Regions from separate parts of the Mus musculus genome. Here region 2 is linked to region 1. The links are chromatin contacts, found by POLR2A ChIA-PET in ENCODE. All regions are on one chromosome and are shown on one strand. The core of a region is the stretch at or near the end of the contact, and the rest is flanking DNA. Distances in the headings are between cores, read along the strand shown.

What was found. ChIA-PET counts read pairs that join two places held with the same protein, here RNA polymerase II (POLR2A).
Region 2: POLR2A ChIA-PET joins it to region 1 with 11 read pairs in embryonic stem cell. The contact joins the promoter of Fem1b here to the promoter of Pias1 in region 1. POLR2A ChIA-PET finds 5 or more read pairs at or near these places in 4 of 5 experiments (Patski and embryonic stem cell).

What each region holds. Positions count from the first base shown.
Region 1 is chr9:62,979,528-62,982,227 of GRCm38, forward strand. Pias1 (protein inhibitor of activated STAT 1) reads right to left here and starts at 1,352. Exons shown (of 14, transcript NM_019663.3): 1 at 1,321-1,352. The coding sequence starts at 1,344. Gm35574 (a long non-coding RNA gene) reads left to right here and starts at 987. Exons shown (of 6, transcript XR_379535.2): 1 at 987-1,000.
Region 2 is chr9:62,810,199-62,813,005 of GRCm38, forward strand. It overlaps Fem1b (fem 1 homolog b), which reads right to left and starts at 1,450. Exons shown (of 2, transcript NM_010193.4): 1 at 860-1,450. The coding sequence starts at 1,107.

The DNA of each region.
Region 1 (2,700 bases), core at 102-2,601:
TACCATGTTCAGAGCCTCTAAATAATATGCGTTAGTTAAGAACTGCCTGCCTGCTACTAAACCAGAATTATTCAAGCAGAGACCCATTTGTCACAATCCAATCATAAGGGTTCCACCAGCCCTCCCCCAACTGCTTGTGTAGTGGTATATGTGCTTCAGTAAAGGAGCCATCATCAGGTAAAGATTGGGGTGGGAGAAAAAGCGGGGGAAAGGGGGCACCCTTTCATCTAATTTCGCGAGGCATGAGTAATTGGTACAGTTGAGAGGAACGATGGAACGTTCTATTTATTGGAGGTTGGGGTGGGATGGGGGGTGGGTGGGAGGAGAATTTCGTTTAAATCAACATGGCCAGCAAGATGTCCCTAACAAACAAAAGGCAACGGGGGATATAAACACGAACCATTCACCTCCATCAGCTATAGCATCGCCATCATGGTGTGTTTAGAGACCCCCAAGGCTGCTCTCATCTGCCACACCAGAGACAGCAAGAGTGCAGAGAGGTGGCTGCATCCCCACCACCGCTCCCAAAAGCACACTCTTTCAATGGGTTGCTCCCCACCACCACACACACACCCTCCCCGGTGGCCCGAAATCAAGAGAGAAACAGTAACGTCCCGCCCGGGCAGACTCCCCCTGCAACCCTTTAGCCGAACCCCCAACGCCGGCTCCGGGCTCGCTAAACTTTCCAAGAGCTTCTCCCTCGTATTCCCTAGCCGATTGCCCCGGGATCGCGCATTCCCTCTGGCCGGGCACCCATTGACAGGCGGGCGGGCAGCGGCGGCAAGCGAGGCGGGGGCGCCTGGGCGCCGCGGAGGGGCGGGGCGGCCGGAGCCAAGTTCCCGGGGGTCCGAGCGCTGCGCCTGACAGGAGCCCGGGACGGCGAAAGAGGAAGAGGAAGCGGCAGCGGGGCAGTTTTCCCGATCCCCCTCTTCCCAGAGCAGCCTACACCCCCCCACCCCCTGGCTGCCCATGGGGGGGGGGGGGGGAGGCGGGCTGCAAGGTAAGGCACCCAGGCCCCGGGGACCGCCGCTGCCGCCACGTCCCGACTCACTCTCTCTTCGCCCCGCCACCCCCGCCAGAGGCGCCCACAACAATAACACGCCGGGGACGACCCGTCAGCGCCCCCGAGGCACCCGGGGCCCACGGCCCGCCGCAGCCAGGCCCCCTCCACTAAGGCCCGGAGCGCCTCTCCCGCCTACAACTCCAGACTCGGGTGGAGCCCGGCCCGAGCGGGCCCCCCAGGGTCCGACCCATCCCCCCGGCAGCCGCGGCGCCGTCTCCGCGGCCGAATATTAGAAGTGAATTCGAGCTGCGCTTTACCTTTAGTTCCGCACTGTCCGCCATCTTGCGTCTGTCAGCGCAAGCGCAATGAAGCTCGCCGGGGGCCGCGCTGGAACCTCCCCTCTAGCGGACTTGACTCCGCCTCCACCCCGCCCCTCAGCCTTCCCGCTCCGCCCCTGGCCTCCGCCCCACTCCAGGAGCTCGCTGCCCCGCCCCGGGCACGCACAGCTGCGAGACCCACACGCACTATTTAAATAATGGCGCCAAGCGGGAGTTTGACAGTTACTACCCCCTCGGCCTCCCCGCCCCCACACTGGCCGAGCCAGTAGCGCCCAGGGAAGAGGCCACATCTGGGGAGGTGTTGGCCTCAGTCTCATCCTTCGGCTGCCCTCTGAGCCCCAGTTGACTGAAGCCACGGCGCGCCCCCATGCGCAAGATGCGTTCTGCACCTGTACCCTACCCAGCTGCCGGTCGATCACAACTAGCCAATTAGTCAGTTTTGTCTAAGGAGAATTTGACGAAGCGTTTCTGGGTTTACGCAGATCCTCATGATGAGGCAGTTAGGCCAAAAAAGAAAAAAAAAAAAAAATATATATATATATATATATATCATTCCCATGGTATCTTTTCCGAAATAAAAGCTCTGAGGGGAAAAAGGGACTCTCCTAAACAGCATTTAACAGTAGTAGCTAAGGCAAATTCTGAAGACATTTATTCATCGCGTCACCCTGGGTAGTCAGAAATTAGAGAAGATCCCTGACCTGTCGCTCATGGGGTACAGATCTGTGAACTATTAAGATATAATTACTAATGGTGATGAACAGCATAGAGATTAAAAGGCTCACCAAGAGAAAAATGGATTGGGGGGGGTGGGGTGTGCTTAATCCCAGAAGGGTTTTCTTCACCTACATTGATATTTAGACTTACTCCTATCTACTAAAAGCTTCCTTCAAAACCCCAGCCTTTTTTAACTGATCAACTTTTTACTATCAAAATCCTCTTAACATTTGGGTTACTCTGAATTCAAGAAGGCCAGGTCCTGACCAGTGACCTGGATTATTTCACTCCCACATGCCCACATGTTTTACTCCAGTATCTTTATAGTTCCAACCCCCTTTCTTCAAGGAATCATTTTCATCAGCATATAAACATAACCAAAATTCCTTACTTAAATTTATGCTTCCTCTGGATCCAAAATTACCTTCAATGGGTACTCTATTTCTCCGCTTTCTTCACTGAATAAATTCACAAACAAGACTTCATTTTTCTACAAGTACTTGTTCCCATTTCTTCAGTGGCATTACCTCCAAACCTATCCTGAGGCAGCTCCACTGCCTGCCCTATCTTGAGCTCTCATCTACACCTTTTCGAAGCCCACTCTCAGTTCCCAGGGCTTACCTCAATTGCCTAGAGGGAACT
Region 2 (2,807 bases), core at 200-2,699, 170 kb before region 1:
TCATTTACAGGTCAACAAAAACCAATGTAAACAAAGCAAACTGAATACAGCTATATTATGCCAATCATTCCGCAATCGTTCAGCACAGGAAAAAAAAAAAAGGTATCAAACGTGACGACTCTGTTATCTTCCTCCGCCCCCCAAAAATATGTACAATTAACCTCAAATGAAAAAAAATATTAGAATAATAGTAAATAGTAAATTTTTGAACAATGTTAAGTGTTTGTGAAACCTTCCCACTGTATCACCCTATACATGTAATTTAGCAATGGCGTAACTTCTACGCCAGGCCCAGAGCCACCTGTACAGCCAAAAATATTGGCCAGCATTGTGGGAGAGTCAGAACCGTGCCTAGAGATGCCCAGCTGCATGACAAGATTCTAGGGGCTTATTTTAACAGATAGTCCCACGACCTGCTTGAGGCTCGATCCGACCACGGGAGGGGGGGAGCGGGAGGAGAAGGGATATGGAGAGGTTAAATGAAGCATCAAAAGGTCCTCAATTTTAATTGTTGATCTCGTTAATTTCCGATCTAGGTTACTACGCCAGTGCTGATATAAAGATACAAAAACCTAGATGGGCAGCCACCACTCCGACAGTGCGTGTTCGCTGACTAATGAAGACTATAGATCTCAAGACCCAGGGTGTGGCTACCACCTACAGGGGGAAAAGGGTAGGAGTCGATAAGAAAAGGCAGCAAAGCATAGCTCTGGGAGACGAGGTGGGCATCAATGGGGGTGAAGGGATATGAAAAAGAACTGAGTCCACACATGAAAACAGGGTTAATGAAGGATGAGAGGATCCAGGGCTTGGGAGGCCCGCGCGCGTCGGAGGGAGGATGGAGTTGGGATGTACCTACCCGTCGAAGCGGACGGTGCCGGTCTGCTGGGTCTGCACACGGTAGTGTTCTAACAGCAAGCGCACCACCTTGGCGTGCCCATTGCGGGCTGCGATGATGAGGGGTGTGGAGCGCTGTCCTCCCTGCTGACTGACATAGCCCAGCAGGTAGCGGATATCGCTCTCTGACCGGTTAAGGAGCAAGGCAGCCAGAGTGAGCACCTTGCCCTCGCTGGCCGCCTTGTACACATAGCCAGCCAGGCCCTCCATGGCCGCCGCCAACTCCAACACCCGTTTGGTCGCCACCGCTGCTGCTGCCTTGCGCCCCCGGAGGCCGCGTCCACCAGCACTTCAGACCCGGGCCCTCACAGCCCATTCAACAGGGCGCCGCCGCCGTGTCCAGGCAGCAGCGCGACCCAGGGAGGGCGGAGACGCAGAGGTGGCCGAGCACCGCCGGAGGCACAAGTGGGACCCGGCCCGGGCGGGGAGAAGGACGGTCAGGGCCGCCCCCGAGGCCCCAGGCACCGGCCCTGGGCCGAGGGGATCTCCATGGCGGCCGCCGCCCCGGGTCTCAGGCCGCCTCCTTCCTGCGGGCTGCGACAGGCGCGCGCCCGAGCTACGGGTCGCCGCTGGGGTCTCGAGAGGCCCGCGCACGCCCTGGATAGCGAGCGATGTGCACGCCTGCCCGCGCCGGGCCGGAGGGTCTGGAACGGCCTCCACTTAGCTCCTCGCCGCAGGAAAACCGCGGGCACTCGCCCACCGGCGATCGAAAGGGTCCGCTGGCGAGCGGGGCTCCCGTGAGCCGCGCGTGGGTGTTCGCGGACCGCGCCGGCAGCACCAGCACCGGAACTTAGGGCGGGAGGAAAGCAGCCGCCGCAGACGGAGCCGAAGGGAGGGAGGGAAGGCAGGAGTGGGAGGGACGCTTAAGTAGGTATTGCTTCCTAAACCGACCGGCGGGCAAACGAGGCTATCCTAAAGAAAGGTTCCGCTGTGCGCAGTTAGCTGAGCTCTGATGCGGGTTTGAAAGTCCCTAGTGCCCTTGACGCAAGTAGCCATCTCGCCCCCACAGGACCCTAGGATGCTTAGTCAAGGCTGGGGGCGGAGAGAAGGCTACTGAATCTACGGGCTAGAAAGCACATCCAGTTTTATGATTATTACTGTGGGATACTGTCTGCCAGTGATTCACGCGCGGGGGCGCGAGGTGGGGGCCACAGGAAAAGGGGAAAGAGCACCCAAAAGATCCATTTTTGAATAAGGGCTATTATGAGCCTCCGAAATTTGGGAGGGCGAGAGCCGCTTCACTGAAAAGCAACTGAAAGCCTCACCAGACCTCCCAGGAAAGGGGATTAAGTGTGTAAGATAAAGAGCTAAGAGGCAGCAGTCATAGCCAGATGGAACCAGTCTCTAGTCCTGACCCTGCAGAACCTCCGCTGTCTCACTTACACGTCACAGAATTGTTAGGATTTGAAAAGAGCATTTATCCAAAGAATGCTATAAGCCATTCACGTACAAGGCTTTGGTTAGCATCAGAGATTTCTTCATCTAGGCTAGGCCTTTCTCTCCTGGGGCTTGTGTGGTTGTGTGGAGAAAGCAGACAAATAAATGATGTAGAGTTGTTGGATTCATGTCATTACTATGAAACAAGGGCTATGGGTGTGGACTAGGAGACTTCGCCTGGGTGGTCAGAGAAGTCCTCTGTAACAGGTGCCTGAAACAGAGGCTGGACAATGGAAATAGTTCAAAGATCCTGAGCAGAAGACAGATGGTGAGCTCAGAACAGAAGCAGTGTGGCTGCTGACTGTAGGAAGAGTTCTAAAGGATTAAGTCAGCAGGATGCAAGTCATGTGGCCCAGTGACCTATGCAAACGGTTTGGTTTACTCTGGGATTGCATTTAGGGAGTTTTAAATAGAAAAGTGACAAGATGGCGCTTTTTTTTTTTTTTTTAAGATCACATGCATGCTCCCTAATG